2 separate regions of the Homo sapiens genome follow, and region 1 is linked to region 2. Evidence: read pairs that join two places in POLR2A ChIA-PET (ENCODE). Cell type or tissue: IMR-90. All regions are shown on one strand.

What was found. ChIA-PET counts read pairs that join two places held together with the same protein. Peaks named below come from ENCODE experiments on the same cell type or tissue, not always from the same donor. Only the 100,000 strongest peaks of a DNase experiment are listed, where the experiment ranks them.
Region 1: POLR2A ChIA-PET joins it to region 2 with 8 read pairs; 1 of 35 experiments calls an interaction of 5 or more read pairs at or near these places.

Annotation. Positions count from the first base shown.
Region 1 is chr6:26,655,869-26,663,868 of GRCh38, reverse strand. ZNF322 (zinc finger protein 322) reads left to right here and starts at 4,123. Exons shown (of 4, transcript NM_024639.5): 1 at 4,123-4,428; 2 at 5,223-5,311. RefSeq lists enhancers at 3,713-3,912, 3,933-3,992, 3,692-4,192, 4,223-4,412, 4,423-4,472 and 1 more. In IMR-90, no CTCF peak of the experiment used is centred here; a DNase peak (open chromatin) is centred at 4,098; H3K4me3 peaks cover 1,621 bases; H3K27ac peaks cover 737 bases.
Region 2 is chr6:26,127,013-26,135,012 of GRCh38, reverse strand. No RefSeq gene overlaps it. Among named protein-coding and RNA genes, the nearest start is that of H2AC6, 6.8 kb to the right of the region's middle. In IMR-90, no CTCF peak of the experiment used is centred here; no DNase peak of the experiment used is centred here; H3K4me3 peaks cover 558 bases; H3K27ac peaks cover 280 bases.

The DNA.
Region 1 (8,000 bases), 530 kb before region 2:
CCAGGCACAGTGGCTCACGCCTGTAATCCCAGCACTTTGGGAGGTCAAGGCAGGTGGATCTCTTGAGGTCAAGAGTTCCAGACCAGCCTGGCCAACATGGTGAAACCCCAACTCAACTAAAATATAAAAATTAGCTGGGCTTGGTAGCGCATGCCTGTAATCCCAGCTGCTTAGGAGGCTGAGGCAGGAGAACTGCTTGAATGAGGGAGGTGGAGGTTGCAGTGAGCCGAGATCATGCTACTGCACTCCAGCCTGAGCGACAGAGCGAGACTCCGTCTCAAAAAGAAAAAAAAACAAAGAAAAAAAGAAGAGATGACATGGATGAAAGACCTTTTCTGTACTAAGTTAAAATCTAGTTGGAGTAACAGGTACGGAACAATCACCAGAACTCTCAGTAACAAGCTGCAGCAGATGAAGAAAAATTGAGGCCACTAACGTTGATTTTGGGTCTGACTCCTGTAAATCTCCATTAACAGTGCATGCATCAGGATCCCAAAAATCGCAAATATGCCTGCCGTAGAGACACAGAAGAGGACTTTCTCTTTTTCAGAGTTCCTTCGTGGAAACTTTCAGCTTAGATTTCGGCAGGAAAAATTCTAACATAGCCAAAACCTGCCATAGTATTCTTTAGCCTTCCTCTGACCCCAGTTGTTTCCTTAAGTACCTTGGGAATTTCCACTGAAATCTTGATTATGTCCTGTTCTTTAGATCATCTGTCTGTCCTTTATTGCATGGTCTAAGGTATTCCTTTTTAGTGTGTAAATCACTTTGGAAAATGATTTAGAAAAATAAAAAGACTGCATGGTGTCTAAGAAGAATTTAAAGGGTTTTCAAATGGAATTCCAATGTATCTACACCTTCCAAAAAAAACTCTCTCCTCAGTCTCAAATCCATTGATCACTTTCCTCTACAACTCATCAACTATCCATACTTTATCCAACCCCAACTCATACCCTGCATGCCTCTGACTTGCTTGCCTAATCATGTTCATCCAACCAACATTAATTGATCATATAAGTAACCTATTTGACGTCACTTTCTACTCAAATTTACCTTTCCACCTCAATATGATTCATACACTAAACCTATGTTGTCCCCTGATCCTGCTCCTTTTCCCTGATCTCCAATCTCTTATCCTTCTACTTGACATTAGTCCAAACTTATATTTCTTATTTCCCAAATCGCCATGTCCTTATTCTTACCAAATATTTGGCCGAACTAAAGATATAACTCAATCTTTCTCTCCCATAATCAGATCTTATCACATTAGTTCAGTCACTCACATGATCTAACCCTCTTAGGTGATGTCTCTTTATTCTCTCAGAAGGAGAAATCCTAGGAAACTGCAATTCCCTGCCTCATCTTATCACAAATGCTGCCCCTTATAAACGAACTGCTTCCACAGAATATGTTTCCATACAAAGGCTACTTATATGATTGTCAGATGCAATACAGGATGCCCAGTTACATTTAAATATCGGATAAACAATGAACCATTTTTTTAGTGTATGTCCCATGGGAAAAATATATTCCCTAAAAACTTTTTTAAAATCTATTGTTTATCTAAAATTCAAATGTAACTGGGTTTCCTGTACTTTTTTCTTTCTAAATTTGGCAACCCTAGATACATACACTCTCCATAGGACCAATCTACTTTCCAGTGGATAATCTCAGAAAGAAGTTTCAGACCTACTGGCTTCTAGGAAACAAGATACTGAAATGCACCTTTCCAGGGGCTGCAGTTCACAATTTCCCACTTGCTCAACTCTAGTCACAATAGTCTTTCCATACCCTTCATCTCTATCCTCAAAGCCAGATCCTCTTCAGAACCACAAGAAGTATGTTGCCCAAGCTTGGTCTGGAACTCCTGGGCTCAAGTGATCCCCCCACCTATGCCTACCAAGCAGCTGGGGCTACAGGCATGTGCCACAGTGTCTGGTCAAAAACCTCTTAACTGAAACTCTCCTCCCTTGGTTGTCGTAGTCCACTTTTGTTTTCCTCATAATTTCCTGGCTGCTCCTTCTTACTCTTTATCCTCATACTTAAAACTAAAAATAATCTTTCTAAAGATTTTAAATGTGGGGATAATTGCCCTATTTCCACAGCTTGAAATTCCAAGAATTGCTTCCCATTTCATATAAGATAAATTCCACTAACTGAAATCACATTCAAATGTCTCTGTACTTATTTTCCATCTTCCATTTCAGGCTCATCTTCAGCCAACTCCTTACTTCTATTCCTTCGAGTCTCACCTTATGTCTCATCTCCTACAGAGTCTTTTCTGACTCTTTCTCAAAGTTCTTACAAAGTGCTTCACCTCTATGCCCCCAGATGACCTTATACAACTTCTACCTCTACCACACCACCTAAAACCCCTGCCGTCTCCATACCAGACTGTGAGCCATTAAAGGAGTGGTATTGAGTCTCACTGGCCTTTAATTCCTAACACACAGCATAGTGTCCTGTTTTTTTGGTTTTTGTTTCTTTTTGACATGGAGTTTCACTTTTGTTGCCCGGGCTGGAGTGCCCTTGGCTCACTGCAACCTTCACCTCCCAGGTTCAAGCGATTCTCCTGTCTCAGCCTCCCAAGTAGCTGGGATTACAGGCATGCGCCACCACGCCTGGCTAATTTTGTATTTTTAGTAGAGACAGGGTTTCACCATGTTGGTCAGGCTGGTCTCAAACTCGCGACCTCAGGTGATCCACCCGCCTCAGCCTTCCAAAGTGCTGGCATTACAGGCGTGAGCCACCGTGCCCGGCCTATGGTGTCCTGTTAATTGGAGGTGCTCAATAAATGTTTAACTGAATAAAACAATTAATAAAGAGTACTTTGGGCCAATGTATCCTGAAAGAAAAGGTTGAACAGTTCAATTCTACACATATTCAGACCTTGTTATATGCAGTGCAGAGATCAGAATCCAACTTGCTTAATTTTTATTCCAATAATTTTACACAATACACTCACCACTATTGAGGTAGCCATAAGTATAGTGACTGCAAGCACAGAATCTGGCATCAGACTGTTCACATTACAGCTTCATCAGTAATATGTGATCCTGGGCAAGCTACTTAATCTCTCTGTGCACCAGTTTCCTCCTAAAAGAATACATATCTCACACGATTTTTGTTACAACTGAATGAGACAATAGTGTAAAGTTATTAGAACAGTGTTTGATACATGCTACACACTCAAAATGTTATTATTCAAAATATTAAGACAACCCTGAGTGGAATATTTTGACCTTGAAAGTTTCATTAAAAATAAACATGAAAGTAGAATAAGCTGTAGACCCTCTGCGGAAGAATTCCACTAGTAGGAACATGATTAGTTAATACTGAATACGTGTCTCAGAGACTGCGCTCCCCAATTACTAAACCTCAGCAACTGGCTCACAATCCAAGTCCTTGGCCAGGCTGCCCAGGGTTTAGTTTTCCATATTCCTACTACTCATCTTTTCCCTTTGATAGCTGAGGACATTTAAAAACTGTTTTTTGTTGGTTTGTTTTTTTTAATTTAACAATTGAGCTGGGAGAATACCCAGTGTTCAACCTAAAGAACTGAGTTCTGTTCCAGCCCCACCACTAGGTGATTTACTCTTAGCTGATTCCAAATCAGAAACATAATCAGCAAGGACTGGGGAACCTCCCACAGTACTTTCTCTCGCTGCTGTTTTCTCCACCCACACAAGTCCACCACTTTTAAAAGCATTTCTTCCATCTCGCTGGCCACATCTTCGTGGATGACAGCGCTGCCACTGTGCTTCAGAATCCTCTATCTCTCCCAGATCTTTCCTGGTGTTTCTCTCAGGGTCAGTGGCATCTAATCTTTGTGACTCTACTCCTGGTTTGAGTCCTCGGTTAACAGCCTTGGGGAAACTGTAACATAAACTGCAACGCTGTTGGTGCCGTTTCTTCTTAGACAGGGTGGCAGCGATCGCCTCCCCCCGCAGCCGGCCTTCCACTGCGCCAGCAAGACCCCCTCCCACCAAAACGCCGAGGGCTCCCAGAGCGCAGGCGCCCCGGGCCCCGCCCCTTTCCGAAGACTCGGCTCCTATTGGCCCAGGGGCCGGGGTTGGAACGCCCTAGTGGCCGGAGAGGGGTGATCATGTGACTTGCGGGGGTGGGGCTGCGCCGGCCTCTTCCCAGCCAGCTTGAAAGGGTTTGCGTAGCCGGCCTTGTGGGCCCTTGAAGCGCTCTGTTAAAGCGCTCTGTGGGCGGCCTGGCCCCAACTCCTCTAGTCTAGGCGCACGAAGGGAGTTGCTCCTAGGTCTTGTCCGTGCCGGGTTCGCTTTTCTTTCCTTCCCGAAGCCTGGCCCTTAGATCTACTATCGCAGAGTCTGCGGCCGCCAGGAAGCCCAGATTCGAGTGTCCGGAGAGTAACCGGAAGTGCTGTCCCCAGGCCTAGGGGCGGCGCCGGCGGCTGCCAGGGTAAGCGCGGCCTGCGGGGCCCAGGGGTGGGATGGGTGCGCGGTGGGACCCAAGACCCACGGCCACAGTCGAGTGGGAGCAGCCCCTGTTCCTGGACACTGAGCATGGTCTGGTCTCCGCTGACGGCGGACGGAGGACTGAAAGATGGTCAATGAAAAGTTGAAAGAAGAGAACCTTAGTACGGTAGTTCCTAGAGATAGTAAACACTGCAAGGCACTTTTCAAAGCAATATAATCTTTCATATATATCGAGGAAAAAAAGGACCTTGAATGGATTTTTCGCTTCATCTTCAGTGCAGAAATTAGTTATGTTGCAGTTGAATCTATCTGCAGAAAAATCTGGTTTGTTTAATCTTCCTATAACCATTTCTTTTTGGAAAATGGAATTACAGATAACTTTATATTATATACACTTATCACATGCACTTTGGGGTTTGTAGTGGTAGACGAATGGGTCTTTGATCTTAGGAGTTGAGATAATACAAACAAAAACAATTAGCAGAAGGAGAAAAAACAAACGAAAAACGAGGCTTAGGGCTTTGTTATGAAGTTACAGTTAGTAATAGAAAGATTCTTGACATTTTGTCTAGAGCTGGTCGGAACTGATGGCTACCAGTGGCAGGTACTTCCTGCAGGAGAAACAGTGTAAGCAAAGATGGGAAGAGGTAAGCTATGGTTGAAGGATGCTCACTAGAATGGAGAGGAAATGGGACCAGTTTTCTAGGCCAGCTCTAGAAAAATTATGAATTATAAATTTCACAAGGTCATCGTCTACATTATTGATTTTTCCTCTAGGAGAGGCAAGAATTGAGTGTTGTGAATAGTTCTGAACTAGAGACCTTTTGAAACCAAAAGGAAGATGGTCTTGAGTCTTTCTTGTTACGGTAAGTGGTATACCAGGCTCTGTTTCTGTATAAATGTGGATGGGGGTGTGGGGTGGGGCAGGGTGAAAGACAGGAAAGTATGGGAGAAGATATATGGAAAAAGAGAATGCCCCTTTCTTAGCTCCTAAGATAGCAGAGTGATAAAACTGAGCCCTATCCTACCAACTTAAGGCTATTTTCTACTCCTTTTCAACATGCATGCATATTCACATTAGGCTTGCAGTAATTGCTTTTTGATTGATTTGTAGCACAAAGAGGGTAGTATGCCTAATGCTTAGGCAGGCTCTGGAGTCAGAAGATAGGTATTGAAATCCTGGCTCTGCTGCTTACTATTTGTAAGTTGTTGGGTGATTATCTAACTGCCCTAAGCATCAGGTTTTCCATCTATAAGATCCAAACACTGGTATTAATACCTATTTCATAGGGTCCTTGGGAGGACTAAATGAGATAATCCATGTAATCAATGAAAAATAAATGAGAAATTTCCAAGTCTAAGGCCTATAAACACCATCTAATTTTTAAATAATGCTTTACTAACTTTGTCTCTTGGTCCCATATACCCTTTAAGGATAACCATGAACTCTCAAGTTGTATGAATTAGCCTGTCTGCTTGGACTTTTGTCGTGTTCCAGTTTATTCCTTTCACTTCGACCCTAGGCAGGAAAGAGTACTAGTCTCTTCCTAGGATGGGGCAAGAGAAGCATCCTGAAGGAGGGTACCCTGGAGCTAAGACTTGAAAGATGTATTTGGGCTTGCTAGATGAACCAGCCAGGGCTACTGGTCTAGTCTGTTATACAGCTACTGGGGGTCCAAGGATAATGATTGCCTTTTTGTTCTGGTATTTGTTCACACTTTTCATTTATTCAACAAATGTACTCTAGGTAGTAGGGATATTACAGTAAGCAAAAGACTAAGTCCTAACCCTAATAGAAGTTATATTTTAGTAAAAAGACAAACGAATAAATATAAAATGTATACCATAAAGTTGAATGGTGATAAGTGCTGTGGAGAGAAATAAAATGTGATAAAGCAACACAGGCTATTTTAGATAAGGTAGTCAGGGTATGCTGCTTTTTGAGGAAGTGATCTTCAGGCAGAGACTTGAGTCCAATAAAGGAGTAAGCTGCATGGGGAAGAGCATTCTAGGCAGAAGGAACAAGTGCAAAAGCTCGGAGATGGCCTGTGAGGCTGAAGATAACGCAGAGGTGCCACATTATGTAGAGCAGTAAAAACTTTGGATTTTATTCTGAGTGTGCTAGAAAACAGTATTTTAAATTAGGGAAGTGTCGTGATTTTTTTTTTTTTTTGAGATGGAGTCTTCGCTCTGTCATCCAGGCTGGAGTGCAGTGGCACAATCTCAGCTCACTGCAAGCTCTGCCTCCCAGGTTCACACCATTCTTCTGCCTCAGCCTTCCAAGTAGCTGGGACTACAGGCGCCCGCCACCACACCTGGCTAATTTTTTTGTACTTTTTAGCAGAGACGGGGTTTCACCGTGTTAGCCAGGATGGTCTCAATCTCCTGACCTTGTGATCCGCCAGCCTCGGCTTCCCGAAGTGCTCGGATTACAGGCATGAGCCACCACGCCCGGCCTTATGATCTGTTTTGAGGTTTGACACCCAGACTTATTTTTTAGGTGTTGACATCTAAAAAAAGCTTGGATATGAATAGGAAAATTATTTCCTTATTTATTCAGTTTTTTTTTTCTTCTTCTTAATGCCCCACACTTCATTGGTTGTTTAGGGCAAATAAGACATCTTGGACTGATAACTTTAGGGAATAATGTAAATGATTTGCCTGGCTGTGACAAAACTAAGAATCCTTTATTTTCACTCTATTCTCCTTTTGAGCTTAACACTAATACAAATTTTAAAAGACAAAACCTTTTATGAACCCCCCATCTTATAACAGCTATTTGTCTGTATCCCGGCATATCTTTACTTAGTTGTGATTCTGAGTTGGAATTCTTCCTTTTCCTTCTAATATTTCTCCATAATTTTTTTCTAGTTTTTGCATAATCTTCATATTAATCATTAACTGGCCAAATTGTTTTATTAGTTATTGCAAGTGGGTTTTGAACAAGGCTTTGCACAAGAATCAGGCATAGAAAATGGGCTTAATACATGTTAGTGGTTTTGTGCATGTGAAGGTAGAATTAAGAAAATAATAGAATCTACCATTTATTAAGCATCTACTGAGACCTAGGCATTGAGCTTAGTACCGGCAGTGTCTTTGTTCTCATAGCAACTCTGTGAGGAAAAAAGAGAATATTGAAGTTGAAGGAAATTAAGTTACTAACCCAAGTTCTCACAGCTACAAAGGAGGAGAGTGGGAATTTGAACCAAAATCTGCATCCAGAGCTTAAACTGTCAGTATTAACCACCAAAATAAACCAATCTTTAGCCACCATGTTTTTTGAAAACCAAAATAAAATACCTTTTAATTTTGAATAAGTACAGATATACAAAAAATTGCAAAATGGTACAAAGAACTCCCATATACCCTTCACTCATATGCTCTAAATGTTAACATTTTACCATGTTTGCTTTATGATTTTGCCTCTGTCTATTAAACAAACGTTTTAGTCTGTTTTGGGCTGCTATAACAGAATACCATAGACTGAGTAATTTATAATGAACAGAAATTTATTGGCTCATGATTCTGGAGATTCGAAAGTCCAAGACGGGGGCT
Region 2 (8,000 bases):
AATCCCAGCACTTTGGGAGCCTGAAGTGGGTGGATCATCTGAGGTCAGGAGGAGTTCGACACCAGCCTGGCCAATATGGTGAAACCCCATCTCTACTAATAATACAAAAATTAGGCCAGGTGCAGTGGTTCACGCCTGTAATCACAGCACTTTGGGAGGCTGAGGCCGTCAGATCACGAGGTCAAGAGACCGAGACCATCCTGGCCAACCAACATGGTAAAACCCCATCTCTAATAAAAATACAAAAGTTAGCTGAGCGTGGTAGCAGGCGCCTGTAGTCCCAGCTACTCGGGAGGCTGAGGCAGGAGAATCGCTTGAACCCAGGGGGTGGAAGTTGCAGTGAGTTGAGATCATGCCACTACACTCCAGCCTGGGTACCTGAGCAAGACTCTGTCTCAAAAAAAAAAAAAAAAAAGAAGTGGTATCCCTTTGTTGTATTAATATGCATAATTTTGAATTACTAGGAAGGTTTTTTGTTTCTTGTTTTTCATATGTATTGGCCATATGAATTTAATACATGATATAAAATACCGTTTAATCATCTTTTATATTATGTTGTTTGCCTTTTCACTAACGTTTTGCAGTTTGTCCCTGTAAATTGAGGTTACTAACCCCGTATATGTTTTGGAAATCCTTTATCCCAACTTATTGCTCTTTCTATAACTCTCTTTACATATATTCTGTCTTAAACCACTTTTGGACCTATCTAGTCTGTGTCCTTTCCTAGATGGCTTTTGTGTTTCCTCCTCACTTAGCAATGACACCCTCCATCACCATTTCCAAACACACACACACACACACACACACACACACACACACAAATGAGGTATATAAAGGGTCTCCTAAAATGTCATCTGATATTTGTTATTTCATATTCTCAGATTTTTAATCCATTTAGGTAGGTCTATTTTAGATAGCCTTGTCTGAAACAGAGCTGGGACCTGATGAGTGAAAATGAGCTCACCAGAAGAAAAATCAAACAGGCATTTCAGAGATTGAGGCCAAGAAGTTAAATGTCTTAAATGGGCAGAGCTTAGCTGCTTGATGTGAAAAGAGACCAGCGTGGCTGGAACAGCAAAGGAGAACAGCAGAAGAGGTGAACAGAGGCCAGAGATGGTCACTGAGTGGGCCCTTAAGTCATGGTAAGGAGTATGGAGAATGAATTATTGCATGTATTGAATATGTAGGTGACGTGACTCACAGATACTTTGGATTTGTAGAGATGAAGGAAATGTAGCAAGTGACACTCTTAGAATGTTGATTTGAGTAAATGGTAGTGTCAGTTATTGAACTGGGGAGAACTGGAAGGGATAACAGGCTTAAGGAGCACGTTTATTCCTGTGTCTTGGAAGTGTTTAGGGTGAAAGACCTATTAGAGTTCTAAATGGAGATGTCAAGTGAAAATGTGGCTACACACATTTGCATTTCAGAAAAAAGGTCAGGCTGGAGATGTAAAATTGGAAGTTTACTGCATATAGATAGTCTTTGGAACCGTAGTATTGATGAAGCCATTAATGAGACAGAACAAAGACTAGGGACCAGAGCCAAGCTCCAAGTTTCTAAAATTTAGAGGATAGTATAGTCTGGTCATTTTGAGGTGAATACTTAATAACAGAACAATTTGTTGAAGTGTAAATTTAGAGCCCTACACTTTTAGCTCTGACTATTAACGAATACAGGAAAGAATGGATATGGTTATCTGCCTGGTGTCTGTGAAATAATTTAAGCCAGGAAGAGATCCTCACCAGAAACTGACTATGCTGGCAACTTGGATCTTAGATTTCCAGCCTGCAGAATTGTTAGAAAATAAATGTCTATCGTTTAAGCCACCAGTCTGTAGTATTTTGTTATGGCAGTCCAAGCTGACTAAGTTTTGGTACCCAGGCGTGGGATGCTGCAACAACAAATACCTAAACATGGGGAAGTGGCTTTGGAAATTGGTGATGGGTAAAGGCTGGAAGAGTTTGAGGTTCATACTAGAAAAAGCCAATTGTGAAGGGACTATTGAAAGAAATATGGACATTAAAGGCAATTCTGGCAAAGGCTCAGAAAGGAAGAGAGCTGGACAGAAAGCTTCCATTTTCATAGAAACTTAGATTTATAACGATCATGGATAGAATATTAAATATGCTGGTTAAAATATGGACTTTAGGCCAGGCGTGGTGGCTCACGCCTGTAATCTCAGCACTTTGGGAGGCTGAGGGCACAGATCACGAGGTCGGGAGTTTGAGACCAGCCTGGCCAATATGGCGAAACCCTGTCTCTACTAAAAATACAAAAATTAGCTGGGCATGGTGATGTGCTTCTGTGGTCCCAGCTACTCGGGAGGCTGAGGCTGAAGAATCGCTTAAACCCGGGGGGTGGAGGTTGCAGTGACCCAAGATCACACCACTGCACTCCAGCCTGGGATACAGAGCAGGACTCCACTCCCCCCGCCACACACACACAAAAAATATATATATATGGACATTAAAGTCAACTCTTGTGAGGTCTCAGATGAAAATGAGGGACAGGTTATTGGAAACTGTAGAAATCACTGTTCTTGTTACAATGTGTCAAGAACTTGGCTGAATTACGCTGTAGTGTTTACTGGAAAGAACTTATAAGCAGTAAAACTGGATATTTACCAGAAGAGATGTCTAAGCAAAGTATTGAAGGTGTGATTTAGGTCCTCCTTACTGCTTAAAGTGAAATGTGAGAGGAAAGAGCCGAAATAAAGAAGGAATTTTTAAGCAAAACACAATCAGAACTTGGAGATTTGGGATAGATTTCTCAATCTATATTGTAAAAATTGAGAAAGTTTTTCTTGAAGAGGTATGGTTGAACAATGTTTTCTTTTTCTTTTTTTTTCTTGGTTTTATTTTTATTTTTATGTTTTTTGAGACAGGGTCTGGCTATGTCATCCAGGCTGGAGTGCAGTGGCACAATCTCAGTTCAGTGCAACCTTTGCCTTCAGGCTCAAGCAATCCTCCCACCTCAGCCTCCTAAGTAGCTGGGACTACATGTATGCACCACCACACCCTGGCTAATTTTTTGTTGTTGTTTATAGAGATGGGGTTTTGACATGTTGCCTAGGCTGGTCTCTAACTCCTGAGCTCAAGTGATCTGCCCTCCTCAGTCTCCCAAAGTGTTGGGATTACAGGCGTGAAACACTGAGCCTAGCCTGAACAACCATTTGATAAAGAGATAATGGGTGTGACCCAAGGATTTAATCAGCCATCTCAGCAGAAGCCAGGAAGAGAGATGGGATTATTCCAGCAGAGACACTGCCAATTTAAACTAACGTAGGCAGAGAAAACAGAAAGGAACAAAGGAAGGTTGTCGACTTTTTGAATTCTATAGAACAGGATCATAGAGCTACCTGGCTGTCAATGTGTACTATTCTTTAAGAAAAGGAAAGACTGACCCACCAAAGGCAACTTACAAGATCACTAGGGCTGACTCTTTTGTTTTTTCTTGAGGCAGTCTCACTGTCACCCAGGCTGTAGGGCAATGGTGTGATCTCAGCTCACTGCAATCTCCACCTCCCAGGTTCAAGGGATTCTCTTGCCTTAGACTCCCAAGTAGCTGGGATTACAGGCTCTAAATCTGTACCCTCCCGAGTAGCGCTCCTGCCACCACTTGCCCAGCTAATTTTTGTATTTTTAGTAGAGATGGGGTTTCACTATGTTGGCCAGGCTAGTTTGGAACTCCTGACCTCCAGTGATCCATTCTCATTGGCCTCCCAAAGTGCTGGGATTACAGGCAGGAGCCGCCAGGGCTGCCACTTTGATGTCAGACTCAGAGAGTACAGATGGGATAGGGTGGGGGTGGGAACATGTAGTCAAGGCTGACTCTACCTGTTTCAAAGATGCCCTGCAGAACTGTGTGGGAGTCTCTCACAGATGGCTGCCTGGGTGGGACCCCACCAAACTGAAAGACCGAGACTTCAGGCAGGGCAGATGGAGTAGGCCAACTACAGAGCCAGAGGTGACACTGAGACACCACTGGGCCTGGAAATCAGGGCATCAAGCCAAAGAGGGTTTTTCTTAAGACCTAACAGAATTTGCCTTGCCAGGTTTTGGACTTGATTAGGACACATTACACCTTCCTTCTTTCCTATTTCTCCATTTTCTAATGGGAATGTCTATTATGCCTGTTTCACCATTGTACCTTAGAAGCATGTAACATTTCTGGTTTCACACGTTCAAAGCTGGAAAGGAATTTTGTCTCTGGATGAATCACACATTGAGCCTCACCCGTAACCTGATTTAGATGATTTTTTAGATGACACTTTGAACTTTAGAATTGATGCTAGAATGAGTTAAGACTTTCAGGGGGCTGTTGGGATGGAATAATTTTTTTTTTTTTTTTGAGACGGAGTCTAGCTCTGTCGCCCAGGCTGGAGTGCAGTGGCACCATCTTGGCTCACTGCAAGCTCTGCCTCCCGGGTTTATGCCATTCTCATGTCTCAGCCTCCAGAGTAGCTGGGACTACAGGCGCCCGCCACCACGCCTGGCTAATTTTTTTTTTATTTTAGTAGAGATGGGGTTTCACCGTGTTAGCCAGAATGGTCTCGATCTCTTGACCTTCTGATCCGCCTGCCTTGGCTTCCCAAAGTGCTGGGATTACACGTGTGAGCCACCATGCCCGGCTGGGATGGAATAAATTTATCTTGTATGGGAGAAGGACATACATTTTGGCAGGTCAAGGACAGAATGTTATGGACTAAACTGTGTCCCCCAAAATTCATTTATTAAAACCCTAAACCCCAGTGTGACTGCATTTGGACATAGAGCCTTTAGGGGGTACATAAAACTAAAGATCACAGGATAGGGCCCTAATCCCATTGGGGCTGGTGTCCTTACAGAAGATGAGACACTTAGAGCTCTCTCTCCACGCAGGCACCAAGGAAACACCATACAAACACACAGTGAGATGGCAGCCATCTGTTAGCCAGGAACAGATTCTCACCATAAACTATGTTGGCACCTTGATCTTAAACTTCCAGGCTCCAAAACTGTGAGAAAATGAATTTCTGTTCCAAGCCTCTTAGATATGGAAAAAAAGATTCTGTTGTTTAAGCCATCCAGTCTCTGGTATTTTGTTATGGCAGCCTGAGTAGGCTAAGACAATGAAGGATGTGGTAAAACTTTACGTCCCAACCACATACCAAAGAGGCTGGAATTTAGCATGCTTTCTTCTTTCAACTGTAGGCAATGTGCACAAGTTCTAAATCCTAAGACATGTTGGCTCCTTTACTCTGCCCAAACTACAACTCAAACAAACAACTGTAATATAATAACATCCAATGAAGTTCTGACATTTCTTCAACATGAGTACAGTAATTCAATGCCAGAGAATTCATTTTATTTTGAAATCTACATGCCATATTCCAATTTCTGTTGAAGATGCAATGGTTATATTTATTCTTTTTAATATAGATTTATCAGACTGGGCGCGGTGGCTCATACCTGTAATCCTAGCATTTGAGAGGCTGAGGTGGGCATATCACCTGAGGTCAGGAGTTTGAGACCAGGCTGGCCAACATGGTGAAACCCTGTCTCTACTATAAATATAAAAATTAGCTGGGTGTGGTGGTGCATGCCTGTAGTCCCAGTTACTAGGGAGGCTGAGGTAGAATTGCTTGAACCTGGGAGCAGGAGGTTGCAATGAGTGGAAATCGCACCAGTACACTCCAGCCTGGATGACAGAGCAAAATAATAAATAAATACATAAAATAGATTTATCAGTTTATCAATAATATAGTTTTCTTTTCTAGGTGTAAATATAGGTAATGACTGTCCTTTAGTACATTTTCTCATGATGCTCCTCTTACTTGGTTTGGTACAATATTAAGTATTGAAATAAAATAGAGAATCCTGTCGCTACACATGAGCACTTATTCCATTTGCTCATCTCCAATATGCACGGGAAATTCTCAAATTGCTAATAATCTTGTAACACACATGCATTATATTCAACAGGAATATATAAATTTATAATTATAATTTAGGATCAACAGATGACAAACCTTTAGAAGGTTTGTATTTAACCTTAAAATATAATTTTTTAAAAATTGGTTATAAAATTTCTAATACTTTCTTTTTTGTGACCTCAAGGGGAAAATATAATTCTTATAAAAGTTCAAATGATTTACAGAATACAAAAAGTGAATAGAGATGATGAATGAATTAAAGGAAAGGATATTGCTACATAGATTTGGAAATTTAAAAAGGGAAATTACGATTGTTGATTTTGTGTTAAACTGATCTGCTTTGTTCAAGATACCTTATGTACCAAAAAATGATTTTATCTCAGCCTCATATCTCAGTAAATTCCTGAGACAAACTTTAGTCCCTGGTGCCCAGGTGCCTTTGGTAATTGGGAGACCTCTAGGTTTAGCATCCTCATCCACTCGCCCCAATTTAAATAGTCCTCCCCAGGGCCATTCAGGCAAGGGAGATGAAAACTTGCTCAAGAGTTGGAATCCAACTGAAGCTACCGAAATTCATTGCTCAATAGATAATTTTCCCTGGAAGTAACTAGGGCTTTTGAATATAATAGTGGGCATTTCAAAGTAGAAGGTAAAGTATTTTGGAGATGAGGAGACAGGACAGAGCTACGAGGAATGTCCTTTGCTTAGGGACTAGGCTCTTAGCAGTACCTCTTAGGTAAGAACTGGTTAACTGGCACCTTCTGTGTTTCTCTGAAGCTCCCTTTGCTTAGGGACTAGGCTCTTAGCAGTACCTCTTAGGTAAGAACTGGTTAACTGACACCTTCTATGTGTCTGAAGCTCCCAGAACAAACTGCCAGTGAAATTTGGATTTTTGGAATATAGTTTCTTTTTTCTTGTTACTTTTTGTTTTGTTGTTTTTTTTTGAGAGTCTCACTCTCACTGCAACCTCCCCCTCCTATATTCAAGTGATTCTCTTGCCTCAGCCTCCCGAGTAGCTGGGACTACAGGCGTGCACTAGCATGCCCAGCTAATTTTTGTATTTTTTAGTAGAGATGGGGTTGGTTTTTTTTTGAGACGGAGTTTCACTTTGTCGCCCAGGCTGGAGTGCAGTGGCACGATCTTGGCTCACTACAACCTCCACCTCCCGGGGTTCAAGTGATTCTTCTGCCTCAGTCTCCTGAGTAGCTGGGACTACAGGCGCCTACAGGTGAACACCGCCACACCTGACTAATTTGTGTAGTTTTATTAGAGATGGGGTTTCGCCATGTTGGCCAGGCTGGTCTCAAACTCCTGACCTCAGGTGATCTACCCACCTCAGCCTCCCCAAGTGCTGGGATTACAGATGTGAGACACCAGATCAGCCTCAGAAGACATTTTCTATTGGAAAGAGAAAACACTATTAGCAACCTATTAGTCTAATATTTAATACTTAATGTCTTCCTTAGTAATAAACCAACTCTCTACAACAAAGTGCTTCCTGGCTGCCTAAGTCATTGATTCATTCAGTTCAACATTTTCTCAATGCCCAACAGCCAAGTGTCTCTTGTATGCCAAGTTCTATGCTGATTATCAGTATTTGAATAAGAGGGGGTCTACATCTTAAGTACTGCTTAAGATGAAAGCCTCTAGGTTAACAAACTTAACACAATGTATCATTCACTACTAAATAGACCGAATACAAAATCTTGTTATTGGAGCCCAGAGAGAAGAATTGAAATTCAAGTTTTCTCTCTCTCCTTTTCTCACTCACCACAATAAGTCAGTTGCACCAAGTCTTGTAGCTCTTTACTGAGCCATGTTTTCACGTGTCCCTTTGTTTTATTTGCCACACCCTAAATAAAAATTGTACTGGCTTTTTTTCCCTGGGTTTACAGTATTAATACATTGTCAAGATTTACCTCTTCGTGTAGATTCCCTGGGGAAAATTACCTTTCCTCCTTCCCTTAAATTCTTCAGAGGTTAGAAAGCCATTAGTAACATTCTGGTATGTGGACAAAGTTTACCCATTATGTATGGATGTTTTACTCTTTCTATTTTTCTGACAATAATCTCTTAAGGAGGT